Regions from separate parts of the Mus musculus genome. Here all the other regions are linked to region 2. A link is a loop called in an ENCODE intact Hi-C map of the cell type or tissue named here. Cell type or tissue: left cerebral cortex. All regions are shown on one strand. Region 1 holds the start of Gm32540 (a long non-coding RNA gene). Region 2 holds the start of Irs2 (insulin receptor substrate 2). Region 3 overlaps Myo16 (myosin XVI). Region 4 overlaps Myo16 (myosin XVI).

What was found. Peaks named below come from ENCODE experiments on the same cell type or tissue, not always from the same donor. Only the 100,000 strongest peaks of a DNase experiment are listed, where the experiment ranks them.
Region 1: it touches region 2 in a loop (2.0-fold over the local background); 6 of 42 quality-filtered maps call a loop at or near these places.
Region 3: a loop joins it to region 2, with 3 times the contacts of the local background. A loop is called at or near these places in 2 of 42 quality-filtered maps.
Region 4: a loop joins it to region 2, with 4 times the contacts of the local background. A loop is called at or near these places in 2 of 42 quality-filtered maps.

Annotation. Positions count from the first base shown.
Region 1 is chr8:10,862,336-10,870,335 of GRCm38, forward strand. It overlaps Gm32540 (a long non-coding RNA gene), which reads right to left and starts at 3,942. Exons shown (of 3, transcript XR_870139.3): 1 at 3,432-3,942; 2 at 653-963. In left cerebral cortex, no CTCF peak of the experiment used is centred here; DNase peaks (open chromatin) are centred at 3,373 and 7,750; H3K27ac peaks cover 665 bases.
Region 2 is chr8:11,002,788-11,010,787 of GRCm38, forward strand. Irs2 (insulin receptor substrate 2) reads right to left here and starts at 6,142. Exons shown (of 2, transcript NM_001081212.2): 1 at 1,683-6,142. The coding sequence starts at 5,643. It overlaps 9530052E02Rik (RIKEN cDNA 9530052E02 gene), which reads left to right and starts at 5,063. Exons shown (of 5, transcript NR_046017.1): 1 at 5,063-5,224. In left cerebral cortex, CTCF peaks have their summits at 3,218 and 4,399 (motif pointing left); DNase peaks (open chromatin) are centred at 1,526, 2,286, 2,882, 3,183 and 8 more places; H3K4me3 peaks cover 7,417 bases; H3K27ac peaks cover 6,353 bases.
Region 3 is chr8:10,542,759-10,550,758 of GRCm38, forward strand. All of the region lies in intron 28 of Myo16 (myosin XVI), which reads left to right. Among named protein-coding and RNA genes, the nearest start is that of Gm51561, 120 kb to the left of the region's middle. In left cerebral cortex, a CTCF peak has its summit at 3,293; DNase peaks (open chromatin) are centred at 1,919, 2,508, 3,340, 3,945 and 4 more places; H3K27ac peaks cover 4,816 bases.
Region 4 is chr8:10,465,765-10,473,764 of GRCm38, forward strand. All of the region lies in intron 21 of Myo16 (myosin XVI), which reads left to right. Among named protein-coding and RNA genes, the nearest start is that of Gm51561, 40 kb to the left of the region's middle. In left cerebral cortex, a CTCF peak has its summit at 4,095; DNase peaks (open chromatin) are centred at 4,097, 4,529, 6,838 and 7,346; H3K27ac peaks cover 1,575 bases.

The sequences.
Region 1 (8,000 bases), 140 kb before region 2:
CAGAGCAGACGCTCAGGAAGACCGCCTCAGTGATCTGTCTCCCCACTGCCAGTTTATCACCAGCTGCTAAGATTCTGGTGCAGCCCATTTGCTTTCCCGATGTGAACTCCACCCTCGACATACACCATGCTGCGCTCCATAACCCAATAAATGAGAAAGTGTGGATTTGCTGCCTACGGTGTAAGAAGCAGAATCACCATGAAAACCCAAGGCTTGCAAATCCTGGCTGCGACAGGCCCAAGGGACACCCATCCCACACTTGCGCTGCAAGTGGCTGTTAGATACTTCTCCTGACAGATGCGGTCACACCTAGCCACGCCTGTCCCACGCACACACACAGCCCATGTCGTCACCTTTCCTGCTCCCGAAGCTGGGAGACCTATAAATCTCACTCAAGCAGAATCGGATTTAACCATTGGTGCATGAAATACAAACAAAAATGTGTGACGCTCTCAATAGTAGGTGTTGATTTTGGATAGTTCTAGCACCTCTGGAGGCCGTGTCCTAGGTAATCGGGTATGGAAACAGTGATTTGCCATTCACAAGTCACCACAATGTATATTATCATAGTGACCTGCTAAGAAGGGGAAAGCTCTTCTAGCTCTGCTGAACACTTGGATCCCCTTCAGTAATAACAAGCACTCACTTTTACCTCCTCTCCTGGCATCGAAGGTGGCAGCTATTCAGAATGTCAGCAGCCCAGATGAATTTCCTGTCCTTGTGTGAGCCTATGCTGGTTAAGCCAAGGCTGCTACTTGGCCTGTTTCTCGAGTCTGTTTTAGGAGGAGACTGGAACATGCCCTTCTGAAAATGTTGAGCTAGGGAACGTTTGGTTCTTCCTCACAGCTAAAGGGATGGGAAGTGGTCAGTTGGAGTTGAAAGGAACACCACGATGGAATCACTTCCCCAGCCAGGACTTCCATCCAAAGTCAGTTGCTGAGAAGTTAGCGTGCAGGAGGAATCCTGAAAACGGAAAAGCCATGAGATTGAGTCTCAGTGCAGCAGGGTATGTAGGCAATGCATTGTGATGCACAGAATAGGTATAGTCTGAGTTGTACCACGTAGAGAGAGAGTGTGTCAGGTTCAGTTGCTTCGATGAAATAAGAGGAATCAGAGGAGGTGGAGAAGGAGGAGGAAGAGGAGGAGAAGGAAGAGAGGGAATGGGAGGGACAGAGGGAGAAGGAGGAATGGGGAGGAGGGGTAAGGAAGAGAAGGAAGGGGAGATGCAGGGGGAGGAGGAGGAGGAGAACGAAGGGGAGGGATGGGGAGGGGGAAGAGTGGGGAGGAGGAGAAGGAAGGAGGAGGAGGAAGAGAAGGGTTGGGAGGGACAGGGGGAGGAGGAGGGACGGGGGAAGAGGAGGGACAGGGAGAGGAGGAGGGGGAGGAGTGTGATAGCTTTTGAAACCAGAGAGATATTCCTGCTGCTTCTTTCTGTATTTTTAATACAATAGCTGTATTTACTATTTGAGAGTTTTGTATATGTATTCAATGTAACTGAACCATACTGATTCCCCATTCGGGAAATATACTCCTCTTACAACTTCTTGTCTTCCAAGACTAATTCCAATTAGTGCTGCCCATGTGTGCACATGTGTGGCACTGTCCACCAGAGGATGGGAACTCAGCTAAAGTTCACACTCCTGAAGAAAACACTTCTCCCACCAACATACATCAACTGACAAGACTCCTCAGGTAGAGATGAGGCCTCAGGAGCAGTCTGCCACCTATGTTGATGGGCTTGGCCATATGCAGGCTGTGTGCAGACAACAGCAGCTACCGTGAGTTCAGAGTTCACTGACCAAGTTATGTGCAGAAGGCGATATTCTGGATAGTCTGACCTTCCTGCCATAACGGTCCCCGAGCCTCCGAAGGGAGGAAGTGATATGGATGTTCCATGGAGAGCTGAGCGCTCTGGTCTCTTACTCTCTGCACTTTGGCCAGCTGTGAGCTCTTCAGGAGCTCCAGCGTTATCTATGGAGGAAACCGAGTGCACTGATTTCTTCCCATGTCTCCAACTGTCTTCTTCCACTGACTCTTATAAGATGTTGTATCTGCTCAAGGCACAGTCCCTACTGTCTGTGTTCCAGGGTCTCTGACTGGCCCTGTGTGCATGCAGTCTCTCTCTGCAGCCCTTTCTTTCCCTGTCTCCAGTGACATGGCTGCTGTCCTGCACAACTTTAATATTCAGGGTCCACTTGTTGAGTGACCCAGGTACTTGACCCTGTTACCAGGGTTAGGAAGGAGCCTTGGAGAAAGAATAGGAGAAACGCTTGACTTCTTTCTACATTTTAATGTGTGTGTGTGTGTGTGTGTGTGTTTGTGTGTGTGTGTCCACAAGTTGATAAATGAATATGTGAGTGTATGTGTGTAATTGTGTTTGTGTATGAATGTATTGGTATGAGTGTGTGTGAGCATGGGTTAGTGTATGGGTCTATTGGTATGAGTGTGTGTGAGTGTGTGTGTTTATGTGAGAGTATGTGTGTGTGAGTATATGAGTGTGTGTGTGTGTTTGTGTATGTGTGACTATTTGTGTTTGTGTATGAGCATGTGTGTGAATATGTGTTTTAGTATGTGTATGTATGTGAGTCTGTGTGAGTATGTGTGTGTTTATATGTGTGAGTGTGTCTGTTAGTGTGTATGTGTGATTGTATGTCTTTGTCTCTGTGTGAGTGTCTGTGTATGTGTGTATGTGAGTATGTGTGAGTATGTTTGTGTGTGTGTTTGTACATATGAGTGCATGTGTGTCTGTTGGTGGGTATGTGTGAGTTGTATGTCTTTGTCTTTCTGTGTTTCTGTGAGGGTGTGTGTTTCTGTGTGTGTCATGTGTGAATGTCTGTGAGAGAGTTTGTGTGTATGTGTGAATGTGTGATTGTGTGTGTGTGTGTGTAAATGCAGGTACCCAAGAAATCCAGAAAAGTACATCAGATCTCTTGGAGCTGGAGTTCCAGGAGGTTGTGAGTAGTAACAGTGGGTGCAGAGAAGGGAAGTCCTGTCCTTTGTAAGAGCCATGTGTCCTGTTAACAGCTAAATCATCTCTTAGGCCCAATTTCACTCCATTTTCTCTAGTGGCTAAGGAGTCTGTCTCTGGCACTGTGTGACCATGGCAGCTGAGCACACCAGTCGTGACAGTGACACACCCTATTCATTCTCATTTTCATGATAATCTGCCTCAGTCCCCGAGGTTTGCCCTGCCTCTGGCTGCTCTGAGAGCTTCACTGCGACCAGAGAGCCAGGCAGGCTGCAAGGCTTACTGCTCCCCTGTTACACAAGAGCCACGCTAATTCTGCCTCTGTCTTTGTTGACTGGAAACCTAGGCAAGAAAAGAATTTCCCACATCACTCACAAAGCAAATCCTCAGCAGAATCTCTAAAATGCTGGAAAATATTTGAGTAATCTTCCAACTTAGCCGCTCAGTGATCACACGCACATACCTCCATTCCAGCCGAGTGTGGGACTGCGGCTTCCAGCTTTGGTTTGTTTGTTTGCTTTACAGTCACACTTTTATTCTCAGGCTTCTCTGAAAACAGAGCCAACTTTTTTTGCTTTGGTTGCCTTGGTTTTCTTCTCCTCAAGGCTCCATGGTCTTCCTGCCCCAGCAAGTGTTACAGATACCTGCTCTCTTTCTTAAAGAGAAATCAGAGGGAGTGTAGACGAGGAATCTCAACACTGTGGCTTCTGGGGATAGACCTGCAGGAAGTCTATGGCGTGGAGACAGGAGCAGAGACGCACAGGGCCAGGGGTTGGAACATGTGGGTGGGTACACATTTTGATTGTGGTGCACGCATGTCACAAGGTCCAACATGTCAGGCAGAATGCCCAACTCCATCCACGTGGTCAATGCAAACCCATCAGATGTAACACCCCTCCCACCCCCCACCTCATGCTGCCCAGCTGTCTGCGGTTTACAGGCCTGAAGGATGTGGTTTCCTCCCGTGCCCTCTGTGTTCTACGAGGCTGTTTATCCAATGTATGGGACACTTTTGTTTATGATAGCTGATGGTTAACCATTCACCAAGGACGCGAGTTCTTTGTACCTATTATTGTCAGGCATTTGTTTGGACTGACTCTGACCCTTGGTACCTGAGGGGCCTGCACTGAAACCTTTGAAAACAGTCCATTGAGAGCAGGTACTGGGCGCCTACTGGAATCCCTCTGTCACCATCACCTCTTACTGCATAGTGGAGGGACAGGGCACCAAAACTAAAATATCAATTGTCCCTGGGGTTAAAGGAAACCATCTTGGGATAGATCGGTAGATTACAGAGTGAAGTTTTACATTTTTTTTAAGGAGTGGATATATCTTTTGGGGACCAAAGAGCGACAGAAACAGTGTGCCTAGCAGAAAGCCAGAGCCAGTGGCACAGCTACATCCTCTGAACTCTGTGTGTGGCCATCAAAGTCCTTCCTTCCAGTGCAGCTAGGGAGAGTTTGTCCTTATGTCTAGTTATTCAGGGACCTCAAGGCCTCAGCTTCCAAAACACATGTAGTTCCAAGGAAGAGAACCAGAAAGTCACCACACCTGGCTTAGTCATTCACCACTGAAGTCCCCTTAGAGGAGCAATTGACTCCGTTCTAGTCTCTCCTCCCTCCCTCATTCAATAAACAGACATTTATTGCAAGGTTACCGTATGTGGAATGCCTTCCAACTATCAATCAAAGTACTCCCTGATCTCCCAGGATCATAACCCAGCCCCCAGCACGCACACACACACACACACACAAACACGCACACACACATACCACACCCACATTAACTTCAAAACAAAGTTGTAAATGGGCTGACCACATGTCCGAGACAGATGATAAATGTGAAGAGTTCAGAGTGGGGTTATAATTGTTTAGGGTTCAGAAGCCCTGTCATGGATTAAGCCATGTCACCATTCGGGTAAATGAATGGGTAGTTAAGACTTTGAAGTGGCCAGAACACACAGGAGAATGGGAGGCAGTAAAGCTTCAGAGCAAGGGTTGGTTTAGGCTGCTCTGTCATGAAGAAGCATGGAGCAGGATTCACAGGCTCAGTGTCAAAAGGTGGGTGATGAAGTTTTCCTCATTTATTACGAGTTGCAGCGAGGAGCAAAGAGATGGAGGAAGATGCTGCTTTGTCAATCAAAGCTAGAGTACCTAGACTCAGTTGAGACTGCATTTTCTACTTGTAAACCAGTGTGACAGTAACCAGCTTTGTGACATTTTCCTACTCAGATTTAAGGACATCCCTGTAGTCACAGTCAAACTCATCTCAAGAGTGTGCAAATCCATGCCCAAAACAGTTTCTGGAACCTTCACACCCCAGCAGGTCCAACTGATGATCCTGTCTGCTCAGATCCTCAAGCTTTGGCTTGACTTGTATGGGGTTCAACCCTGATGAAAAAACACGCTGGTCACTTCCGAGGAAACACAACCCGAACGTTCCCAGTCCTGCAAGTGGTAAACAGCACATGTACAGACCTGTGAACCAAATCAGTATAACACAGAAAGAAAACTTGCTGATTTTTGCAGGAGGTTTCCAGAATTGATAAATGACCCAAAATATCAAGGGGATTTAAATCCATGAAAAGTATCATAACAGACAATGTTCCAGATGCCAGAGACGACCCTTGCCAAGCACCAGTCAGAGGTCCTGGGCGCCACTAAGATAAGTAAGTGGCAGAGAGATGGAAAAGGAAGAGAAGCAAAGCAGTGTGTGCACAGTGAAGAGAGATGGAGCTAGGGACTCAATGGCAGTGAAGAACAACCTGATGTGAATAGCCTGAGGCCGTGCTGCCACCAAGGACCACATCTGGGTCTGTGGTCCTGCAGCAGCAGAGGTCTGTGTCGATTCTGTGGCACATGTTAACACCAGAGGCCATTCATATGTCCCTGGTCTGGGCTGCTGCCTGAAACCCTACTGATGTCTACAGGCTTTGAAGAACTGGCCCTGCCCTTTGCCTCCAGCTGGGAGAGCTGACCCTGTACTTTGCCTGGGCAACAGGTGGCCCTGGTGGTCCGGATTCAGGAGATCTGGCCACACCCCTTTCCAGGGTTGTGCCAGAAAGCTGGCCCAGGTGGCATGGATATAGGAGAGCTGTCAGGCTGCCCAGCTCAGATACCACCTAGGTTCAGGTCCAGGGCTTTAAAGTTAGCTCATCCAATTTGCACCCTATCTATGAACTGCTAGACTGCATGAAGGGGTGGTCCCTCAGAACCCAAGCTGCAGGATCTTCATGACACAGGGTGACAACAGGATGTCTGAGAGGAGCCCTTGAATGAATCCAGTATTGATAGTGTAGCAGAAGCCAGGGGCCTCAAACCAGACCAATGACTCATTACAATGAACATTTGCAAGTGAAGATGTGTGGCAAAAGGGTGAGCTGTGGACACAGTGTGACACGTCCAAGCTTCCGTGGAGAGATTTGTTTGTTATTGCTGTTGTTTTCTTTTGTTTCGAGAGCAAAGGGAAGATATGGAGGTGTAAGGAGATGAGTGGGATTGGGGTACATGATGTGAAGCTCACAGAGAATCAATAAAAAGTTAAAAGAAGAAGAAGAAGGAGGAGGAGGAGGAGGAGGAGGAGGAGGAGGAGGAGGAGGAGGAGAGGAGGAGAAGGAGAAGAAGAAGAAGAAGAAGAAGAAAAAGAAAAGAAGAAGAAGAAGAAGAAGAAGAAGAAGAAGAAGAAGAAGAAGAAGAAGAAGAAGAAGAAGAAGAAGAAGAAGAAGAAGAAAGAGAAAAAGTAAGAAAACATTCCAGTAAGTTCCCCGTGCCCTTGGCAAACAACACATATTCATAGAAGGCTATACCAGGAAATACTCAAAGGCATGCAAATAACATTATCTGTCTCTGTAGCGCTCTAGCTGCATCGGGTTTGTGGGAGAAAACCAATAAAAATGGGTGAAAAGTCTCTCCACTGCCTCGACATTCCTTTACTCTTACTTTTCAGAAAATACTCCTCTCGTTTTTTATTGTTTAAAATTCTTATTCATATTGGTCATGAGCACAGGAAAGAGATCTTTGTGACATGTGCCCTAAACAAACATAGCTCAAAATATTTTTGGTTGTATAAAATGTTTCGCTGAACACATGGCTCTAGCCCCATATATATAGCAGAGGATGGCCTTGTTGGGCATCAATGGGAGGGGAAGCCATTGGTCCTGGGATGGGTGGATGGGTGGGGGGGGGGAGCACCCTCATAGAAGCAGGGGGAGGGGATATGGGATAGAAGGTTTCTGGAGGGGAAACTGGGAAGTGGGATAACATTTGAAATGTAAATAAATAAAATATTCAATAAAATAAAAATAATAAAAATAAAATGTTTTGCTGAAGGAAAACAGAGAAGGTGTAAATCTGGGGGTGGGGGGAGGGTCTCGGGGAGCAGAGGGGGAGGAGACAGCAGTTGGGATGTATGACAAGCAGAGAATAAGTAAAAATAAGTAAATAACAGCTGTGGTTGGTCTCTGCTCGTTCCACTTTTCCATGAGCCACATGTATTTAGTCACACAGTTATTTTATTTATCTTCGTTTATCAAGCATAGACTATGTGCGAAATAGGTCGTCCTTTGAATTTGTGCTCTCTCAAAGACAATGAGATGTTTATTTTGTCGCTGGTTGAGGTGTTCTTTCAAAACACAGCAACTAAAGCACGGGGCGGTGGTGCTCACCTCCCTCCAGCTCACGCATGCTCTAAAGCAGCTCTCTCGCAAAAGAATTGCTCATCTGGTCTTGTAACCGAACCAGTCTCATCTCATGTAATGCTGAAGGCTTCCGTATTTATCCTCACCCGGAATGTGTTTAAATAGGACCATCTGTGAGAGCATTGCACACACACACACAAAAATCTCTTATCATTCTGATTCATTCTCTGGATGATCTTCTTCAGATGTTTGAAAACACAAAACTCCAACGCGTGGAAGAACAACTTGGTGCTGCTTTGTTTTCCTGTATCTTCACCTTAGCTGAAGGCCAAGCCCATCTCAAAGTGACTGGGGAACTCCAGCTCATGGTCCAAGCCAAGGGCTGAGGTTGGGAAG
Region 2 (8,000 bases):
CGTTCCCATAGTAGGAGACCACCCACCCAGCCTCAACTGGACATGTTTACTCCTCTACCAGGGACATGGAAGTTGCTAAGTGTGTGGGTGAGGCAGACAGAAAGAATTCCCCCATTCAGTCACACACTACTGTGTTTATATGGCCTGTGGCGTAGCTATCCTCAACTTCCTAGCACTAGAAATCTGTACTGTTTAGTAAGACCTTGACAAAGCGACCTTCGGCTGAGAGATTCACCACAGAAGGGACGCATTCTGCCAACTTCCCGTTGATTTAATTAGCTGTTGAAGTGCTGTATTGCTGCTGGTAATTCCTAGATACTCCTCTTCCTCTGCTCCAGTCGTAATTATAATAATAAGAATTAGCTTTTCATCTATTACCCCACAATTTGCCAGGATTTGTCCCAAGCTGTAAACCTGGATCCAATGAGTTGATGGCCTCAAATATACACACAGCCTCAATGTAGATAGCATTCAACTGGCCTGCTTACTTAAGAACCAAAAGTATACAGGTCCCTTTGAGACCCAGACCACAACACTGGCTCCACTATGGCACACAGTCTGTCTGTCCTGCTAGCAACCCCATGTAGAAACACAGACAGGAACAGAATTGAGCACTCCAGCTCCCTTGTCCCCCCTGCATACCCAGCCATGTCTGAGATACAGGAAGTTTTACCAGCTGCCTGTGCTCATGGATATTTGATAAGGGGAGAGCGGGGGTGGGGGGGGGGCACTGCCGGGCACCCTCTAGACCCACTGTTCCTGAAAAAGACCGTACATTCATCTTTCACAGTCTCTTTCAATCTCTGATCCTGAAACACGGCTGTTAGTGTATGCGGTGCTCCGGGAAGCAGAGCCCATCCTGTCCCTATGCCAACCTTCACCCACCCTGCAAGGACCTTTCCAATGGCTCTGGAGTTCTCAAACCTCCCCAGGGATCTGCTACCTGGTGTGCCCAAATCAACAGCCCCAGCGTTACCCAGGGACTTATTAACAATGCCACTTTGCCAGGTTCTGGTCCTGTAGTGCCGGAAAGCTCTGGAGGTTTACTTTCCTAGTATCTGCAGACAGGACACCCTCCAGGAAACTCCCAGTTATGCACAGGTGAGAACCGCTACCATCAGGGTATGTAAGCCAAGCCACACTGCTACCATTTCCCTTGGGAGAACTACGCACGGTACCCCTGATGGACAGGCTTGTCACAGTCTACATGCGAGCAGCCATGGAGACTCATGCTTACTTTGCTGAGGGGCTCTTAGGTATGTTTAAATAAGCCTTGTGTCTGAGCAGCAACGACCTGGGACCCAGCCACTCACACAGAGAACCAGTAGCTGGTGCCTTGAGCAACTTCAACTGTACAGATCTAAACAACTTTCCGCTCTGTAGCACCTACACTGAGACAGAAGGTTAGGGCAGGACCATAAGAACGCAGAGAAGAGGGGACTGGACCTAAAACAAAGGCAAAGTCTCCCAACCATGGGGGAAGACATCAATTCTACTCAAAAGCCAAGTCCACTTTCCTGACAAGCTCTTTGGAGAAAGACAATAACAACATGGTAGCCAAGAGGGAGAAGGCCCAGGCAGCCGGTTGGCAATTAAGCCAAGGAAGCACTAGTAAGAGTGGCATCCAAAGCCACCCAATACTCCACTCTCCCTCCCCCATCCTCAAGGTCAAAGGGCCTCACCTTTCACGACTGTGGCTTCCTTCAAGTGATGGGACAGGAAGTCGATGCTTGCATAGGTGCTGGCAGAGGGCAAAGCTCCAGTGCCTGGACCCCCACACACTCCGCTGGCGCCAGAGCCTCCGACGGTGCCGAGGAGCCCCCCAAGGCTACGGGTCCGGCTCCAGGAGTTCTTGTCTCCTGGCTGCGGCTGAGACTGCGCCAAGGACCCCTGCTCGCCTCTCACATCGATGGCGATATAGTTGAGGCCGTTCTGGAAACCCACGGAGGTCTCTCTGCGCATGGGAGAACTGCTGCCTCCAGGACAGCCAATCAAAGCTCCGGGCTGACCGGGGTTCCACGGCCTAGCCTGTGGCACTGGGGGCACAGCCACCAAGGGCTGTGCCTGTCCTGGGGATGTGGGCGGCTCATCACCTCCTCCCAGGGTACTGCTGCCTTCACTGCTTTTCCTGAGTGAGACATTTTCCACAGAGGCCGAATTGTGGCGCTTGGAATTGTGGGCAAAGGATGGGGACACTGGGGTGACGGTGGTGGTAGAGGAAAAGGTCTCTGAACTGTGGCGACGACGTCCCCCCTGTGGGTCTGCACGGATGACCTTAGCACCCCGGTGGGGGTCAGGGGGCTGGCTGACTTGAAGGAAAGCCTCCACCCCAGATACCTGATCCATGAGACTTAGCCGCTTCAAGCCCGATGTGGGACTGGCCACTCGGGCACCTTCTGGCTTTGGAGGTGCCACGATAGGTTGTGGCGGGGTTGCAGCCACACCAAAGGCCATCTCGGTATAGTCACCATTATCCCCAGGCTCGGAGGACATTGAGGAGCCAGCAGTGGGACCCTGGGAAGTGGCAGCTGATGCTGGAGGCAGGCGGTATAGGTCTCCCGGGGCAGGTGGCAGAGGCTGCTGTAAGGAGGAAGGGGAAGTGGAAGGACGTGGGGGCAGTGGTGGGTATGGGGATGAAGCCTCTGGAGAGAGAAGGCCATCCATGGAGCCTACTGTGTCCCCACTGCGGGTGCTAGGCTTGGGGGACTTGGGAGAACTGAAGTCCAGGTTCATATAGTCAGAGAGTGGAGAGCGCTGCCGGCTGTCGCTGCTGGTGCCTGGGGTTCCTGAACCCAGGGATGAAGCAGGACTACTAGCTGAGAGCAGTGAAGAAGATGAGGCCGCGGATGCCAGTAGTGGGGGGGCAGGCGGAGACAGACGGGTACCTGCCTCACCAAAGTCAATGTTGATGTACTCGCCAGGGCTCTTGGGCTCTGTGGGTAGAGGGTACTCTTGCATGCTGGGAAGGGTCTGCAGTCCCTCTAGCGATAGGCGTGTAGGCCGCACTGCCCGACATCGCTGGCCCAGGAAGCCCTCAGGGCGGCCACCGATGGCACTCGGCCTCATGGAGGAAGGCACTGCTGAGTGATGAGGCTGGGTATGACTACCACCAGCTGCCCCAAAGGTGCCAGCCCCTGGGGTGGCCTGGGGCTCCAGTCTCTCCTCTTCCAAGATCCGGCCCACAGGGGAGCTCATGAGCACATACTGGTCATTGTCTCCGCTGCAGGAACAGGGAGCCTTATAAGAGCGGGGCAAAGAGCTGTAGCAGTGGCCCGGGATGCCTTTGAGGCCTTCACTGCCTCCACGCAAAGCTGCTGAGAAGTCAGGTGGGGTCCCTGCAGTGCCTGCCTCGCTGGGGGACATGTTGAGGTAGTCCCCGTTGGGGAGTAGCTTAGGGTCTGGGTTCTCCATAGACAGCTTGGAGCCACACCACATTCGCATGTACCCACTGTCTTCTGGGGAGCTCTCCGCTGGGGAGCTGGCTTTGTAGCCACCTCCGTTTACTGGGAAGGTCCTGCCCACCCCTGAAGGGGGTGCTGGCACGGCTGCTCCGGAAGGGGGCAAGGCCGCTGCCAAGCGTGGCTGCAGGATCTGCTTGGGAGCAGACACGCTTGTGGGGCTCATGGGCATGTAGTCATCGCTCTTGCAGCTATTGGGACCACCACTCCTAAGGGCTGCCCCAGGGGTCATGGGCATGTAGCCATCATCTGCCCCCAGGTTACTGCTGGAACTCTTGTGAGAACCAATCTCAATGTCTCCATAGTCCTCTGGGTAAGGGTTGTAGGCCACTTTGGGAGAGGACGCAGGGAAGGATGGGCAGAGGCGACCTGAACTACCAGAGAAGGTGGCCCTCATGAGAGTGTATTCATCTAGAGAGGCAGAGGAAGGCTGAGGTACCTGCCGCTGCCTGGCAGGCGTGGTTAGGGAATAAGTCCTCTTCCTCAGTCCTCTATCCAGGTCCTGGGCCCCATCCCCTGAGACCCTACGGTAAGGGCGGCCACAGTGGCTCAGGGGTCTATCCATGCTCATGTACCCATAGAGTTCGCCCCCACTGCCATCTCTGGCTGGCGGGGTCTCCGCTATTGACTCGGGTGTGTTGCTCCTGTGGCTACTGAAGGCTCTCAGGTCGCCAGGGCTGGAGCCATACTCGTCAAGGGACATGAAACCCGGGTCGCTGGGGGAGCCCGAGGCGGAGGCACTACCGCTGGACGGACGCTGGCCTTGGGGGTGATGCAGTGGATGAGGCAGGTGCGGGTGGGAGCCAGGTGGCAGCGGGTAGGAGCCCGAGCCGTGCCCACTGCTGGAGGACAGGCTGCCTGGGCTGGTGGCTGCAGGAGGTGAGTGCGCCACGGGCATGGACATGGAGCGGCTGTGTTGCAGGGCTCCCCCTGCCGGCGCCAGAGTCACTTTGCTCGGGCGGCCTCCGCAGCCGGCGCTCAGGGTGTGCGAGCGGCTAAGGGGCGCGCGCACCGGCCCGGGACTCAGGGGGCTCCCTGCCACCGACATCGGCCTGCCTCCTGCCGTCCCGGCCCCGCCTGCCGCGCCGCCGTCGCCCTCGCTGGCCGTACGAACCCGGCACGAAGTGCACTTGGCTGCTGGGGGGGTGGCCGCCAGGCTGTCAGTGCGCGAGCGGCGCACCAGGCCGGTCTGGCTAGGGGGTAGGTTGACTAGGTGGTGGTGGCGGCGCGCGCCCGGCACGCTGATGGGATGCGTGGCTGACGACCCGGACGACTGACTCTTGCTGCGAGGCCGGAACTCGAAGAGCTCTTTGAGTGCCTTCATAGCTTCTAGGATGGTCTCATGGATGTTCTGCGCCACCACCGAGTCGTCGGCTTGCATCCACAGCTCCCCGGGACCGGTGACGGCCGAACGGCCCACCTCGATGAAGAAGAAGCTGTCCGAGTGGCCGCAGCGGCGAATGTTCATAAGCTGCAGCGTCACCGACGGCTGTTCGCAATTGAGCTTCACGAAGCCGATGGTGCGCGCAGACAGGCATAGGCGGTATACACCAGTCAGGTTCTTGCTCTGGCCCAGTCCCTTAGGTTTCAGGTTCACCTGCCACACCTCGCGGTAGACGGCCGTGGCGGGTGTCACGAGCCCGTAGTTGTCATCGCAGCCAGCGGCGCCCGCTGAGCCGCCCAGGACGCCCGGGAGAGAGGCGCTGCAAGAGCCTCCGGTGGTGCCCGAGCCCCCCTCGCCAGAGCGGCCTTCGCTGACCAAGTCGGTGAGTGCGCGGTACCAGCCCTCCTGCTCCTGCTCGTTCTCCGCCGCTACAGCGAAGTACTCGTCCTTGGTGTAGAGGGCGATCAGGTACTTGTGCTTGGCGTCCGCGCGCTTGTTGATGTTCAGACAGCAGTCGAGCGCGATCACTCGCTTCGGCGCGCCCGCCTTGCTCCTCCACTTCTTCTCGCTCTCGTAGTACTCCAGCCGCGGAGGCTGCGGCGGCGACCCCCCAGCCGCGGATGCCTCGTCGCCGCCCGTGCCGGGGCCGCGCAACACGAAAAAGCGCTTGTGGCCGTGCTTCTGCTTGCGCAGGTAGCCGCACTTGCGCACGCTGTGGTTGTTGTTGTTGTTGTTGTTATTGAGGTTCGGGCCGTCCCCGCCCGCCGACGCGGGGGGCCCAGGCAGGGGCGCGCTAGCCATCGCCGCCGCTTCAGGTCTCTCTGCCCGGCTGGGCGAACAGGGGATGGCGAGGGCCGAGGGGCGCGGGCGGGGGCGGCTCCCCGCCACCCGTCGCCCGGCCGCCCGGCCACGCGCGCGCGTCCCCCGGGCCCAGGCGGTGGGCTAGGAGGCGCGCGCGGCTCGGTGGCGCAGGGCCCTCCGCCGCTCCGAAGGATGCTCGGTGCGGGCGATGGCCACCCCCCCGCTTCGACTGTCCGCTGCCGCTGCTTCCCGGGCTCTCGGGCGGCGCCCGGGGACTGGCTGGCTGGGTCGAGAGTCGGGGTCCCCGAGTCGCGGGGCCGAGCTTAGAACGCGCGCGGCCCGTCTGCTGCCACCGTTCTGCACTGCGCGACGACGGTCTGCGTCCGGACACTCGGGGCCCACACTGCCACTGGGGCCGCTGCTGCCGTTGCTGCCGCTGCTGCTGCTGCCACCAACGACGACCCGGGCTTGTCGCGGTCCCCGCCGCACAGTGAGTAACACATCGCGCACCGAGTGACTGAACTAAGAGCAAAACAACACGTGACTCTGCGTTACGCAGGCACACTCGCGCGGACGCCCCGCCCCGCAGCCCTGCATTGGCGCCGCGTTCCCCGACGGACAGCGAGACGGACCAATGAGCGTGAGGCACGGGGGGGGGGGGGAGGCGGACCGACACCGGGCTGCGTTTCCCGCCGTCCCCTCCCTCCCCCTCTCCGAGGCCGGGCCGGGGCTCGGCGGGGGCCGGGCCGGGCTCATTAATCAGGGGCTCGTTGTGGATGCGGGCGGGGGCGATGCCACCCAAGGCGGGAAGCCCGCCGTGGAGAAGGCGGGTGCGGGGTTTGTGCTCCCGCCTCGCGTCCCACTAACTGGCCCCAGGCTTCCGCCGCGGAGGGGGAACGGGGGCGGGAGGTCGGATCTGGTGCGGGGCGGCGGTCGGACCCCAGCAGCCGGGGTGGGCGCGCGGCGCAGGGCGGTGCCCGCTGTGGGTGGCAGGCGCGCGGCCCGGCTTGTTTACGAGCATCGTTGCCCGCGAGCTCCGGGTCGATGGCAGCTCGGTGCCTTTTCCCGGCGGCGAGCCGATCGAGGGGCGCCCCGGAACCCGCCCCACCCTCCGCAGGCGTCCGCCCCCGGCCGTGGGCTCTTTCCGGGGCGTCATCAGAGCCATTCACTTGTCAGGTTCCCGGGAAGTGGAAGTCGCCTGTTCTGGATGTAATAGGAGAGAGGAGGAGGGCGTGCTGGCGTAGGAAAATGCGGTTTCCATAGTGCCGGGAAAGGGCGGGCCTGGGCGGGAGCGGGGAGCTGGGAGCGAGTGCTGGCGGGCGTCCTCCCCACGCCCCGCGCCCTCACCGCTCCCGGCCCGCGCCCCAAACCGTGTTCACCCAGCACCCGGGCTATGGGCGGGCGTCGCCGAACCTAGGAGCGCGGCCGCGGGCACAGCGCCAAGCCAAAGATGCCCTTGAACTGCTGCTTTGAATTTCTCTATCTACGTGGCCTTTGTGACTTTCAAAGTCGAGGGCAAATAAGCACCTGCATGTCTTCTCTCCTAACTGACAGCGTGAGGGCCGCTAGGAAGGGCAATGGTCCGCGCTCACGGAAGGCGGGCTTGGAACCCTGCTCTGGATGCGTAAACAAAACAAACCCTTGCCCATCTAGGGAGAAAGTATCTAAATGAAACAATTCAGGACCAGAGTTTATCTTACAATTTAACCTTGGTTATTTTGTTCTGAGTCCTGGAAGTTCGCGGTGGAATGCCCTGCATAATTTACAAATCATTGTAGCAATTACAATGACATGTTTAAGAAAAATAATTGCACAGTGTGATTCTGAAGACCATAGATGCTTTACCCTTTGTGTAAACTGTGCCTTAAACACCCTAATGATGAATTTGTGCCAAGATAACCCAAGCCGATATTGGACCTGCTCTGTTTTTAGCTTGTATGCGGCTATGATTATGATTATTGATGAATAGCAAAAGCCTGGGGAAAACCATCCATTAGTAAATATCATCATAAAATTAACCTCAAAAGGGTGTGTTGAATTGGGTCTTCCATTTTAAATTATACTCTTTAAAAATAAAGGACCAGTAGATGCCACTGTTAGCGTCTCTACGTGTGCAAGGGTGTGTGGCTACACACCCTCGCACACATATCCCTCTATGTGCAAGCTGTGGTTGTGAGTGTGCCAAGCACACGGTCTTGTGGTCGTTGGCTTTTATGCCGCCTCTATCACCAAGCATTATCGCTAACCAGAAGAAACGTAACAACACGACAGGATTTTTATCTTGGAGCTCGAAGAAAATGTGGCTCGATTTTTATTGATTGTGATAATTTACATCCCACTTTATGAGACACATAAAT
Region 3 (8,000 bases), 460 kb before region 2:
CCATGAAACAGTTTCTGTGTAGTTCCCAGGCTGCAGGGTTCAGAGGGGTGACAAGCTGCCAGCAGTGAGATGGGGCGTTCCAGGAGGGCCCAGGGGAGGAAGTGAATGGACAGTGTGGAGTGAAGGTGGCCATGCAGAACCATGTGCAAGTGAAGGTGGCCATGGTTGTACATGATGGGTGAAGCCCCACCTACCAGCTGAGAGGGTAGGTGAGGTGGATTCAGCAGGGACTCACGGGCTTTACCTTTGGGTTAGTTAATTACCTCGAGTTGTTGTTTTTCTACAAGTGTTTCAAAGCACTTTCCATACATCATAAAGTACAAGAAAATAAAAATAAAATATTAAAAAAAAACTTGGGTTTTCTCATGAGAAGCTGTAGGGAAGTGTACTGGCTGGATTTGTGTGTCAATGTAACACAAGCTGGAGTTATCACAGAGAAAGGAGCCTCCCTTAAGGAAATGCCTCCATGAGATCCAGCTGTAAGGCATTTTCTCAATTAGTGATAAAAGATGGAAGGGCCCATTGTGGGCAGTGCCACCCCTGGGCTGTTAGTCCTTGGTTCTATAAGAAAGCAGGTTGAACAAGCCAAGGGAAGCAACCATTAAGTAATATCCCTCCATGGCCTCTGCATCAGCTCTTGCCTCCAAGTGCCTGCCCTGTGTGAGTTCCAGCCCTGACTTCCTTTGGTGATGAACAGCAATGTGGAAGTGTAAGCTGAATAAATCCTTTTCTCTCCAACTTGCTTCTTGGTCAGGATGTTTTATGCAGGAATAGAAACCCTGACTAAGAGAGGAAGCTAGTGATGTGATTTGACTTATGCTTTCGATGTGTTTATGTGGCAACAAGAATAGATCTGAGACACCAGCAAGCAGAGCAGTGCTTGTGCCATAGGCCAGTGGAGGAACAGCAGAGGTTGGGAAGAAGGGGCAGGTATGGGAGTACAGGGAGCAAGAGGCCGCATTCTACACCTGTAATATGCACACTTATAAAGTTACAGGCATAAGATGGAGTCCTGAATATCAGCATATCAGTGGAGTTCAGGAACATGCGTGGACCTTAACAAGTGTAAACTGGGTTTAAAAAAGAAATCACAAGTGACACCCCAAAAGACAGCAGAGACTATGATAACTCAAAAAAAAAAAAAAGTCACAATTAACATGCAACCTGATATGTTGAAGGGAAATAAGAAAACAATGTAAAGCTGGGTGTGGTGGCACACACCTTTAATCCCAGCACTTGGGAGGCAGAGGCAGACGGATTTCTGAGTTTGAGGCCAGCCTGGTCTACAAAGTGAGTTCTAGGACAGCCAGGGCTATACAGAGAAACCCTGTCTCGAAAAAAAATGTAAATAGTTTTGAATCTCTAAAATTGTGGTGAACAATATAAGGTCAGAGGCCAGGAAGAAGTGCCAATGATATTTGTATTTTTAGAAAATGAGCCAAGCATCAGAACCCAGTGTGGCAGAACCATGGCAGATACTGAGAACAGGTTCACATGGGTGTACACATAGCCCAGTGATGGCAGTGGTTTTAGTGCTGCCCCCACTGGGGCACCAGCCAAGTGACTATGGTGGCTTTAGTATTGTCCCCACTGGGGCGCCATACTAGCTTCTTTTGACCATGGCTCACACCTTCCTCCGGGGAGGTGAACATTACCCATGCCATTTAAGCCTGTGTTTGGAAAGTCAAACATGCTCCCCAAAAAACACTGGATCTAGTGCACTGTCCTCTGCTGTTTGGGGTGCATGGTCTTGCCTGGCTCCTGTTGGTCTATGCCTTTAGGAATGGGATACCTTCATGAGCATTCTTGCTATATTGATACAATTTACATAATGAAATAATAATAAATAGGCTCACAAGGTGACTAATCCACTAGTGGGCTCAAAACAGTAGTTCAGTTCATCACTGCCTGTTCTGCAGACTATTCTGTCCTAGGTGAGAGCAACTAATTTGGTCTAACACATAATCACATGTAATTCAAGCCAAACTATCTTCTTCAGATACCACACTATATACTACCCTGTCAGAAGTGTGTAGTTGTGATTATCTTTTCTACGTTGGAGTGAAACTTCAAGAGCAATCTATTTATAACAAAGAGAGCTTGCGTTTTGTATAAATTTATCCTTGAGCATGTTTCAAAGTACATTCAGACATTCAAAACCAGACTGTACATAAAAACATTTCTGTTTAGTAGGTTTCCAAAGCTACAAAATGTAATATGTTGAGCTTTTCATAGTATAATTAATATATATTCATATGTATTATGAAAATAGTGGCTGTCCTTCAATAGAGCCAAGCAAAGCATTAAGGAAGAAAACCATGAGAATTCAGCCTGGAGAGAAGAGAGTTGAGAACAGTTGCTTGTCTAAGCATCTGCAAGCTATTGACCACATTCTACTTATCAGGTGGTCCTAGAAATGACCACAAAACAGTGGATTTGTGCATGCATGAGTGTGTGTGGGGGGGTATATAGGTGAGAAATGGTGGATGACTATGTAGGACAGCTGGGAAGATTTTACAAGCAAAGTACCCTTGTGCTACAGGGGAAAGAAAGCCAGAAAAAACTGAAATGGGAACATTGGGATGTTCGCAGTGCCCAATGAGTTGTAAGGTTTAGAGAGAGACAGGTACCAGCACACAGTGTGGACTCTTTATGGCACACGAAAAGGTCTTGGCTTTGGAGAACGTTTCTGATGGGAAGAGTTGACCTGGTGGGCACAGAAACTGCTTTGCATAGTAAAAATAGAACAGTATTTTACAGGAGCACAATGACATTCTCAGATCTGCAGGAAAAATAACAAACCCAACTGGGGGCCTCTGCAGACAGAGGGAGATGGAGAAGAGAGAGCCTACTGTTTGCATCAGCACAGAGGAGCAATATGTTTAAGCCAGGATCAAGTTGACATTGATGGGGCCTTCAGACGATACCAGGACACTTTCTGGAATCTTAACATCTCAGTAAAAGCAGATGACCACTTTTAATGCAACTGTATTTTGATCATATCACAAACATAAAGCAGTTATTAAAATAGTGGATAGTTTTAGATCAAGGAAAATTAGAAGCTTTAAAGGTTGGGTAGGATTGTCAATAATGAAAATTAAATGTTTTGTTTGAAGCAAAGAAACTCATCTCCAATAAGGTATTTCTCATTAAAATATAATCTATACAAATAGCATACTTCAATTATTATAGACATTGAAATAAAGAGATGTTACTGAACACAATGCTCACAAAAGCAGTGAATCACTCACTAAGGACCATGTGTCTAAGCATCCGCCCCTGCTGGTATATAAAGATTCCTCGCATCAGCTTTCTGCTTCAGAGAGTGAGTAGGAAGCTGAAATGACAGTAATAGCCTCTCTCTCTCAGGAGGAAAAAGGGCTCTCTCTTAGAAAGAAAGAACCATGCTGCCGAGGGCTCTGAAGGCAAATCCAAGGGTTTACATGTTGGATTGCTGCCTACCTGGAGCCACCAAAGTTTCCAAGAGATGAGTAAGTTCAAAGTAGTATTCAAGAGCATTCAAGAGTATTAAAAAAAGGTAGTATTCAAGTTGACTCCAAGAACAGGCTGGGAATTGGGACAGACTTAGGTGGAGGACTTGGGTCACAGTCATCCCCTGCTAGAAAGAACGGCCCTGGGAATGTGAGATGTGTTGTCTTTGTTCTTGAACCACATTATACATGTTCTATAAATAGAATAAAACACATAGTTTAAACACCTATGAAATAGTTAATAGTTTTCAATGAATTATTTAAGTCATCGAACTTTTCTAACTATCAGCCATTAAACAGGACCTAGAGGAAAGCTGTAGATGAGCTTGGTTACACCTTGTGCTTCTGTCTTCGGGAATAAGTTGTTGATGGTGTGTCTGCTAGACCTAGAAAGGAGCAGCCTGCGTGCATGGATGGAAACTGTGTGGGAGAAATGACGTGTGTGTATATATCTTGGGATGGAGGTTCTTCAGGGACATCCGTAACGTGGTCCTTTCACTCACTGAGGTGGGCGTATAGGAGATGAACTCAATGCCAGAAGAGGAAAATGTAGGAGACTCCTGTCTAGAAACGTGAAATACACTGTGAACCTTTGGCAACAAGTCCCCTAGGCCTGGACTCTGCCATTCCAACAACCTGTAGATGTAAGAGTCACCTGTGAAAAGCTTAGAGTAAAGGAGTCATCAGGAGTACAGACGTGTGAGAACGATGAGGATACAGAATCTAGGACAAAGACCATGGCCAACACTGACATGGGGGTGGCAGACAGAGGACGGGGTCAAGGAGCCTGTGGCAGAAGGAGAGCTTCAAGAGTGACCTAGAAGCTGACAACAGAGCACATAGCATTCGGTTAGCAGACCCACATCATGGCAACCTCCAGCTGATAGAGACATGAAGTCACAGGCTCCATCCCAACCTGTAGATCCACACCCACCTGGATGAATAAGCAGACTGAAACTTTGGACCGTGGTTTAGTGGTTTACCCTGGAGCCCAGAAAGCCCAGATTAATCACCTCTCTGCCACCAGTTCTGTCCATCATCCGTCTCCTCCTCTCCTAGACCATGTGAAATACAGAAGTTCAACTAGATGAGGTCTGCTGGCTGAGCCTGCATGATGTATGGACAGTCCCTCTTGTGGTCTGTATACAGTGGCTCCTATTATCCCCTCTGGAGACACATTTCCCTTCATAGTGTCATTTATAAACAACTTTCCCATTCCACCTGTGTGTAGCCAGAACCCTTCCTGCATCCTTTAACTCACACACCCTTTCTCTTGGTCAAGCAGAGACACAGGAACCTAACATTCTTCTTTAACTTACCCACAGAAGAAGCGGTTATTCACTGTGTTGTCAAGTGCAGGAAGTGAGTTAAATTGGTTCACGTTGGGATTCAGACAATGGATTTGTCTTTTTCATTTCCTTTTTTTATTAGATATTTTCTTTATTTACATTTCAAATGTTATCCCCTTATGTGGTTTCCCCTCCAAAAACCGCCCTATCCTATCTCCTGTTCCCCTGCTCACCAACCCACCCACTCCCACTTCCCTGTCCTGGTACGATTTGTCTTTTTCAAGTTCACAGGAATGCATGAACATTCAAAGGATGATACTGCTTCCTATACTGTAAGACTAGCTCCATGCTCATCTTTCTTTACTTCATCATGGCAGAGAAAAGCGTGACTCACATGAATTGTCCCAGTTATTTATTTTACATTTTTTCTAGTTATATATTTTCCCTCATTAGATTTATTACAAAGAACTGCCAGAAACACACAGTGCTCCTAAAATTGCCCTCAAAGAACAAGGAGAGTTTCACAAGATCCCTCGTTACCTCCATTCTAATACAGCCCCCATACCACCCACACCACTGTTCCTGTGTTTGTCTGCCTCCACAGCCCACATTTCTGAAAAAGTTCCTGAGAACTGGAACAATAATGGGAGCTTTGGAAGTCATCAATGACAATCTTGTTTAATCCTCTAAAATCTGTCACTTCAAAGCAAAAATATCCTAATGTCTTCCTGAGGAGCCTCCTGATGGTGTGACTCACAGACGTCTTGCTCTTACAGCGGTCAGAGCGACGTGAGCATTTTTGTCTCAGATAAAAACACTGTGACTCCAAACCCTCTTTGTGACTAGCTAGTGAGAAATAGCCGTGCAGGGGAGGTGGGACCAGGCCACTCGCAGCGGAGAGCTTAGAGTTTGGACTGAAATCTGTTCAGTCTTGACTTGAGATTCAGTACAGCATACCACAGCGGCCATTCTTGGGACAAAAGTGCCAATCTGGGCCAGGAGTGTTTACCCAGTCACTGGTATAAACTGGTGCTGGCCATACAGAGACCTGGCTCTCTGAATTCCTGCTGGGGGTCCTTAGGCTTCTGTCCTTTTTAATTCCTAGCATCACAGAAGGCAAGAGACTAAATCTAAACAATGTCTCGGGAAGAATTCCAAAATGCCAACAACCTGCTAATTTAACTCCTTTGGTAGAGAAGAATCACTTGATGTAAATGCAGCCTCTTTCGAAGACAGAACAAGTAGGGAAGACGAGGGCTGGCGTTCTGTTACACGGTGACTGTGCAGAGGAAACTCACTACAAACAAGTGATCAACGTTTGGAAAAATAAGAATGCCCACCCTGATTTAAATATCACACAGTATGCCTACATCCCCCAAACACTGTGTGGTATCCATAGCTTTGTATGGAATCCCTTGTGGACAACAATTTTATGCATTATTTTTTGTTTGTCTGTTTGTTTTTTTAATGAGAACTCAAAACAGCCATCAAAATCATACAAATGCTGAAACCTCCAAAGAACATCTCCAAATATTCCTGATTACACAACACGAAATGATGGCAGGACCACCATCTTTGGTTATCTGTAGAGTTTTCCCTGTACTTGACAGATCTTGTAAAGTCCACTGTCCACTGGAAAGCAGTCGCCTATATCCCAGTATTTGAATGAAGGATTCTTTTTTTCAAAGCCGGAATGCAATTAAAGTAAGATCTCAGCCATTTCACAATGATCTGAACCTCATTGTCATGGTCTACTTATATGCGAGTTCAGACTTCCATCCTTTTTCCAGTGGCTCAGAACCCTGGGAGTACCTTTCATATTCAGAGGCCATGGCCCCATGCCATCAATATAGGGGGCACAGCTGTACTGAACACTGATTGAGGACTCTGGAGGCATGCAAGTGCCTGCCTACTCAGAATTCTTCCTTCCACCCTCACAGATGAGCATAAGGCTACCCGCTGTCCCTTTTTGCTATCATACCACCCAGCAAGACTTCTCGTTTTCCTACATCCATGCTAATTTCACATGCAGATCTTCCCAGACTGCGCAATCCTCATCTGCATGACAGATCTTCAGAATCACCAAATCTCTATGATGGGCCCCATCATTTATGCTGACTCATCATCTTCACTGAGGGCTTGTTGGCAGCCTAGATGGTGTTCTTTATTGCCTTCATGACCTGCCTCATACAAAACTCTACAGTCTCCCCTCCCCTCCCCTCCCCTCCCTTCCTTTCTCTTCTCTTCTCTTCTCTTCTCTTCTCTTCTCTCTTCTCTTCTCTCTTCTCTCTTCTCTCTTCTCTCTTCTCTCTTCTCTCTTCTCTCTTCTCTCTTCTCTCTTCTCTCTTCTCTCTTCTCTTCTCTTCTCTTCTCTTCTCTTCTCTTCCTATCTAAACGGTATTCATTGCCATCCTTAACACTCTGTTCTTCCAGAATGTGAGCCTCTGTCCATCAAGAGATGTAACTGTGGCATCCACTAATAAACAAGTGAAGAATCGATCTCCAGGTCCCTGAGGATAGAAATGAAGGGCACTGAAGCCCCAGTGGAAGTAGAGAAGCTGATTTTTAATCCGACTGGGAAATTGAGTGCTGACATTAGTTATGAAGGATGACAGAGAGTTGATCAAGAGATCAGCAGCAAATGCAGAGTCTTTCCAAGCCCAAATGGTCCATGGCTCCACTTGCTTGCTCACCCATTGCGTACTCCAAACGCTCAGCAGAAAAGCCTATTGTCCAGACTTTTTAAAAATTAACTTCATAAAACTCAATCCAGAATTCCAAAATTATTTCACGAATTTAGACTTGAGTTTCTAATCTTCCAGCATAGCCAAATGGCACACATGTGTGCACTTGTCCAGCTTTTTCCTAATATGTCCTCCATGGTGTGTTAACACAGCCAGAGGTTACCTTTCCTCTGCCACACAGATTGTATCTCCAAGGGCCTTTCATGTCATCTTTCACCCTTCAAGCAGCCCTTGGAAAACAAGGTGCGAATCCTGAATCCTCCCTGAACATATCTTGGTCACACCTCTAGATCCCTGCATTCCTTGTGTGCAATTCAGTCATCAGACAGAACATGTGTTAGCAGAGTCTTCTCAGTGCTAGCATCCCTTAGTAAGCAATCAGCTCCCCGAGGACAAGGATCACCTAACTTGTTTCCTCAAAGCCCAGAAAAAATGTTCCAGATAAACCTACTCTGGTGTTTGAGTGGCTTTAGGAA
Region 4 (8,000 bases), 540 kb before region 2:
AGAGAATGGGCAAGAAGTTAAGGCACAAATACAGGCGATGCCCCTGATTCCCAGGGTCAGGAGTTCGAGCACACCTAAGGGATGGACGGCCCTTGGAAGACCTGGGATAGATTCTCTGATTTGATTCTCAGCCATGAACCTAAGGAGATGCCACTTTTCAGCTAGACCTCCCTCAGCTTGCCTTCACCAGCTCCCTTAGGCGGGCCTCTAAGGAGGCTGCTCTGAGAGGGTTACTTGCATTACATACAGTCAGTTGGCCAGTTCCCTTCGTAGCTATCCAAAGGAGCAAGCTTTGGGGCACAGTAGCCTGACCAGTGCTCCACCTTTACAAGGCTGACCCTCTGTAAGTGGCATCATCACAAGCTACCATGTCCATAAAGGAAGGCAAGTAGAAACCACTCCTCCCTGTGAGGGAGAAGCTGATTCTAATGGTTCCTGTGTAGGGGGATGCTGCAGAAGGTTTGGTGATGAAAGCTGCTACTTTAGCTTTAAGGGACCATGGTCCATGTGGTCTTGGCCTTAGCAGATTCCTGAAAGCTGTTGAACATCAAGACAGACCCATGTGCTGGATGAGTGATGAGCGACCTCAGAGCGAGCTTAACTCATTTCCCATGCAGATTCCAAAACTTAGAGAGTAGGACTGCCTCTGTCTTAAAGTGTTTTCTGCTCCGGGTGGTTTTATAGACAAAACAAACAGTTAAAAGACCACATGGCATTTCTAATATGCCTCTTACTATATCAGATTCTATGTGTAAGAAGAGTATTAGGGGCCTCTTTAGGTAAGCTGATGTGTGCAAACTGTGAGCATCTACACTGTGAGTTTAAGTTCTATTTCTCAAAACAGGTTCTGTACATTCATTTTCATTATTTGGCACTGAAGCAAAGCTCCGGTAGTTTATGTCACTCTCAGTGGGATGAAGCCTGCTGTCCTGTTGCTCATAAAAGCAATCTAACCCTGAGTCCATCGGAGGACTGACCCAAGCCTTTACAATTAGTATCCATTTTCTAAACTCCAATTGCTTCTCCCTAATGACTGGCATTTTTATTACTTCTTCAAAGATAGGATAGTAGCTGTTGGTGAGTACAAAAACAATACCCCATTAGTGAATTTTACATGTTGTTATTTACAGCAAAATTTTACACCAAATCCATTTAAAAGCAGTCAATTAGTTAAAACGGAAACGGCAGGAATACCTTTCCACCCTAGAACTGGGGCCATTAAAAGAAAATGCTTCAGAATGAAAAGGAAGAATTGATGCAAGTCTACGTGCACACGAGAGACATATTCAACACTAATGTCAAGGTCCCACTTCAGACTGATTAATGTGGAATCATGCAGGGGACGCACCTCTGGGAGTGTAACCAGAAAGGCTCAACTGAGGTGCGAAGGCCTGCCATGTGTGGAGCAGCACTGTCTCAAGGCTGAAGACCTGGGCTGAGTAAAACAGAGAAAGGAGAAAGCCAGATCAGTCCAGCTTTCCACTCCCTCCTTGAGCTGACAGCAGCCAGCACTCTGTCCCTGCAAGGCTGGAGTGCGCCCTCCCGCCAGGAGGCAAAGGACAGCTTTCTCTCCTTAGGTTTCCCTTGTTATGGCACGGAGGAAAGAAATGGAGATGATGAATAGGCCTCCGTTACTGCATATTTATTCCTTAATAATCAATATGACAGGGTCGAATATTAATGAATACTATATAATAACCCCAGAGAAGAGTGAGTGTTCTCAGGATTAACACCGTGGCTGTCTGGGAAAAAAAACCCTGAAGTCCTAATGGTAAACTAGGGGAGTGTTGTGGGTGGTCTTGGCACATGATGGACGATGGATAGTTTCCTGATGCTTCTCCTTTGGGTGAGCTTATTTTCCTGTGTGGTCTCTCACTCTGACTGTCTTCACATTGCTAAGGGATAACCCCAAAGCCTTCGTGGGGCAAACCTAGAGCTCAGAGACAGACCCAGTGGGTCTTGAGTCCCATGCTCTGTCAGCCTGGAACTCATTTGGTGGAAATTATACGTCAATCTATTCTAAGCCTGTACTTGTAACTTTATGTGAAGAGGGTATGTTGATTCAGCCAAAAGTTTATTGCCAAAATAAAACGAAATTATGCATTCATTGTTTTCTTTGGGGAATGGTAAACAACAAGAAACAATGCCAGAACCTTTGAATTAATGGCATTTTGGGCAAAGGCTCTGTTTTTATTCTAGAGCCTGGTTTCTACCCAAGCTGAGGTGTGATTTAAGAGGTGTCCTTCAAAATATCTAAAAGTCATTTTCCTCTGACCTGATGCTTTTCCACCCTGAGCCGGCTAGTATGTGGGAGGTATGGAATCCAACCGGTTGGGATGCTTTGTGACTGTCTGGTTGCTTCCTGAAGATCAAGGCTCAGACCCAACACTTTGACTTACCTGAAGGCTCTGTGCTGTGGTAACAGAATTCTTGTTCCCAGACAATGTAGAATAGGAGAGATTTATTATCTCATGGTTCTTCTGGGATGCCACCTGTCAAGGTACCCAAAGGTTTTATATATGGCAAAGTTGTGTCCATTCCTAAAGTATCTTCTGGACACTCGATCCCCTGTGGTGGGAGGCTTGGTCCTCACAGGACAGATGAGCAGGAGGGTAAGGGATGAGGCAGAGCCTACCAGGCCCTTCACTAGGAACTAGGAACATCATCTGATGAAGGCAGAGACCAACCTCACATAACCCAGACATGTCTTTGAGACTCCATATTCTCAACACGTCATTGAGAGTCAAGTTGCTAACACAGAGACTTCAGGTAGCAGGACCCACTGGCATCATCTTCACAATGAAAACTGAACCAACTAAAGGAAGTTTCTGTGCTGCCAAAGGCTCTCTCAGAGAAGTCCAGTGTCATCGCAGCCATGAAGGCAATGCCTGTGTCAACAGGACCAGGCTTCTGGCAGTGGTGAGGCACTCTGTCAGGGTGATTGATGGGGGTGGGAGGCAGGAAGTGGACACGTTTAAAAGCCAGGAAGGTGGGGGAGGAAGCTTTGAGCAAGAGACAAGATCCAGAAGTATTAAAAGGACAACTGTAAGGGACCCTGCTGCCCTTGCCAGCTCCCACTTTATATGCAATGTATTGATCACAGTTGACCCCCTGCAGAAGCAAGTCCAGCAATGTGGACAACAGGAAGTGTTCAGAAGAGGCAAGCTGGAGACCCATCACCTACCCGACTTCTTTTTGTTTTTTTAATTCATATTTATAAAACCAAAGTGCTATCTGTCAAAGAGATGAATCTTTAGTGAATGTTTTAGTCATTCTGGGGTGGGGGGAGGGTAAAGAAAAGAAATACAAGCATTTGGAATTTTAAACGATTTGAATTACAAAGACTTTAATTTCTTCCTAAATTTGATTTTTGATCCTTGGCTTATGTAAAATGACACTATTTCTTTGAATGAAACTTGTTATTAAAAGTCATTCAACTATTTGAAAGTATATCAAGACATATTATCCTTTTTTTCTTTTTTTTTATTAGATATTTTCTTTATTTACATTTCAAATGTTATCCCCTTTCCTAGTTTCCCCTCTGAAAATCCCCTATACCCTTCCCCCTCCTTCTGCTCCCCATCCCACCACTCCTGCTTCCTGGCCCTGGCATTCCCCTATACTGGGGCATAGAGCCTTCACAGGACCAAGGGCCTCTCCTCTCATTGATGACCGACTAGGCCATCCTCTGCTACATATGCAGCTAGAGCCTTGAGTCCCACCATGTGTTTTCTTTGATTGGTGATTTAGTCCCAGGGAGCTCTGGGGGTACTGGTTAGTTCATATTGTTGTTAATCCTAGAGGGCTGCAAACCCCTTCAGCTCTTTGGATACTTTCTCTAGCTTCTTCATTGGGGACCCTGTGCTCTGTCCAATGGATGGCTGTGAGCATCCACTTCTGTATTTGCCAGGCACTGGTAGAGCCTCTCAGGAGACAGCTATATCAGGCTCCTGTCAGCAAAGCCTTGTTGGCATCTGCAATAGTGTCTGGGCTTGGTGGTTGTCTATGGGATGGATCCCCAGGTGGGGCAGTCTCTGGATCCTACCCGACTTCTTAAAGGCCTTGGGAACTCCTGCAGAGAAGCTTGTGAGCCTAGCTTACTTCAGCATTTCTCCAGCAGGCGTCAGCCTCCTCAATGTTTTCTTAGAAAAAAGCTATCAACATCTCAGACAGTTAAATATTCTGGGTATATTTGTGAACTGTCCACTATCTGAAATTTCATTACATTATCTATCTACTATCTATCTATCTATCATTTATCTATATCTATATCTATCATCTATCTATAGCTACATCTACATCTACATCTATCTATCTATCATCTATCTATCTATCTATCAATCACCTATCATTTATCTACATCTACATCTATCTATCTATCTATCTACCTACCTATCTCTTCTATCTCACACACACACACTCCCACCCACACATGTGCCCACTAAAGCACATCACACTTTGTACATATATCTAGATTAAATGCCGAACAAATTGGCAAATAGGCTGTGCTCCCTTTCTCTCATCTGGCTTGGTGTGTTCTGCAGCCACCTGGAAAGCTTTTAAACACATCAAAGCCCGGGCTCCACTCCAATTTAGTGGGTTTGGGGTCAGACCCAGACATCAGCCACCTTCACAGAGCAGGGGATTTAATTCCAGTGAGCAGAAAGGATTGAGACTCGGTGCTGTCCTTACTGCCGGGCACTCAGGGCTCCGCCTTCTACTGGAGTCAGCTTTAATCTGTTCTCCCCTTCATTTTGTGATATACGGGTCATGCACTGTTTAGTTTTCCTCCAGATAGATTTCACTGAGCAGTAAAAATCAAGGGAGAACAGTTGGTGGAAATTTACTCAAGAAATTAAGTTTGTCATTAATACGAATGATGGGCCATCTGGATAAGCCACAAGGTTCTGCTGCTGAAGAGAGACTTCAAGGAATGCACCACTTTTATTATTAAACCTGCTAGTTTCTTTCATGTATGAAGCATGTGTCTTAAGAGCAGTACCCATACTAATTAGGTGGCTGATCAGTGTTAACTTATCCTCACCCTTCACCCACTTTCCGAGTCTGCTTTGGGAAGTTCCCGGAAGTCTAATAGGCCCCTCACACAACCCCAGTGGGGAGACATGTAAAGGAGAAATGACTATTGTCTTTCTTTGAAGCTGATGTTGATCCTCTAGATTATGAATGCAGATTTATACTTCTAGAAACTTCTAGAAGCATGATTAATGTACTTATTAAGTTTTCCTCTGAGGGGTTGTACACCTGTGCATGCACACGCTCGCACGCAAGCGTGCACACGTGCGCACGCACACACACACACACACACACACACACACACACACACACACGCCTTAGGTTTCTGTATCTGACTGTCCCCTGAGCCACCAAGCTACATCAGGTACAGTCCAAAGGCAAGGTGAATACACATGTAGCGTTTGTAACTCAGCACAGTAACAAATAAATGGCTGACATAGATGTTGGTAAATCTGAAAACCCAACCAGAAACGCTGGCACTCCTGAGTGTTGGAGGCAATAGGGAAGATCATGTTTAGAACAAAATTAATATAAACAAAATGCATAGGCTTTGTTCATAAAACAAAACGGGGAAAGTCTCTAGCTTCCCCAAGAAAGATCTCTCTGTATTCTTCTTTCCCAACAACCCTAAGTCTTCCTAGGTCTAGTACCATTGTAACCCAGGTAGCAGCTGATCCCCTCTGGATACCCACACCTCCTCTGGAAGCCAGTATCTGCTTCTTTCTAGGGAGCACAGTAGCAGAATTTGCTTCTAGGTGCCAGTCTGTGATCTGAACTCCTTTCCTACTGATCAGCATCAGGAAGAGTCACACAGACAAATTTTAATGTTACTATGACAGATGGAGAATTATATATGGAAATATATCAAATATAGTATTAATCAATATAATTCACTGGAATAGATATAAATGTTCACAAAAATATATTAATCAATATAAGTACATTAAAAATAAAACATAAACATGATATATTGACAGTTGTACAATGAGAACAAAAATTCCTAGTTCTAGATAGGAAACCAGCACTCCAGGACTACTATCCTTTCTGATCATTTCGTCCTTAGGTCTCTGATTTCACAGTGTAAGAGAATTTCTGTAGAATTGAAGATTATCTACTACAATCTTTACAAAAAGAGACAGAAAGTTAAACAGGAACCACTCAGCACTATAGTTTCCTTGTAATCTTGGTGAAGCCTAAAGGACAAGAGAAAATCTCTTTAAATTTGGAATCTCTGCTTCCAACATGGTGTTCCCACCACTACTCCATCAGGACCATTGGAGTTCTCAGAATCTTCTTTATATTCTCTCTCTCTCTCTCTCTCTCTCTCTCTCTCTCTCTCTCTGTGTGTGTGTGTGTGTGTGTGTGTGCGCGCGCGCGCGCGCGTGCGTGCGTATTGTGTAGACATTTATGGATATGTACATTACCACAGTACGTTGCTAGGCAAATGCGCAAGAGTCAGTTCTCTTCTACCATGTTGTTCTGGGAATTGAACTCAGGTCACCAGACTTGGCAGCAGGTGCCTTAGCCAGTGTCTTCATTTCTCAGGCCCCTCCCTTTTTTGCATTTGACAGACAGCTCTCTAGAACATCTCTCCTCTACTCCTCAAAAACTGTATTTCATAGGATATGTGGAAAGCTGGGAGTTTCTGAGATTTAAAGCACCAAGCTTCTTAGATAAGCACACATTTGGTGTGATCGATTCTCTTGCATAAGAACGGTCAGACCAGATGACTGTGCAGACGGCTGAAGATGCAACTGAAGCAGAGATTGGTGATCTAAATGGGACCTGTCACTCTGCCCTGTGACTGCAGCAAAGAGAACTGGATGGGGAGAAACCTTCCAGCTGGCAAAGGGAGGATGCATTCAGCATGTGTCTCAGTCAGGGTTTCTATTCCTGCACAAAACATCATGACCAAGAATCAAGGTGTGGAGGAAAGGGTTTATTCAGCTTATACTTCCCACATTGCTGCTGTACATCAGCAAAGGAAGTCAGGACTGGAGCTCAAGCAGGTCAGGAAGCAGGAGCTGAGGCAGAGGCCATGGAGGGATGTTACTTACTGGCTTGCTTCCCCCTGGTTTGCTCAGCTTGCTTTCTTATAGAACCCAGGACTACCAGCCCACGGATGGCACTACCCACAATGGGCCCTCTCCTCTTGATCACTAATTGAGAAAATGCCCCACAGCTGGATCTCATGGAGGCATTTCCTCAGCTGAAGCTCCTTTCTCTGTGCTAAATCCAGCTGTGTCAAGTTGACACAGAAAACCAGCCAGAACATGTGAGCCTCACAGTAAAACCTTCACCTGTGGGGACCAGCTGGCCTGTCCCCTCGCCTTACCTCACCAAAGCTCTGCCTGTCCATCAGAGCCTCACTAGGGAGCTTGCTTCTTTCCTGGAGTACAAATCTCCAGCAGGGGTTCTGGAAGAGAAGCTCTTTCTGTGAAACTGTTAAGTCTGCATATGATGTATCCCTGCTGAGGAAAGAACATTTATGTTTGCCACTTCCATTTTAATTATGAAAAGATAGAGATGTTTATGAAAATAGCCAGTAGAGAAGGGAATTTGAAATTTTAAGTTATTCTACTTTGTTTCAAAAATATATCTTGTTGTGTTTCCTCAACTTAAAATGTCGAATTCCCTGAAAACTGAGGTTATTTTGTTACTAGGAAATAGTAGCTGCTATAAAATTATTAGACTTTAGCATGAAGTGTTTACCTTAAGTGCACAAAAGAGAAATGTCCCTTCTCCTGAAATGGAACCACTAGAAAATATTAGTTTAGTTATAGGATTGCTCAGAGAGCACATGGGGGAGAAAAGGGGCTCTGGAGACTGACCAGCTTGGTCCTGCAGGAGGTAGGCTGGAGGCAAAGCAGAGATGGGGCTGATGGAGCTGAAGGGAGTCAGGAAGAATGATGTGGGCAAGGCAGGTGTAAGGGCCAGTTCCTGCAGACACTGGGGTTAGGCTCAAT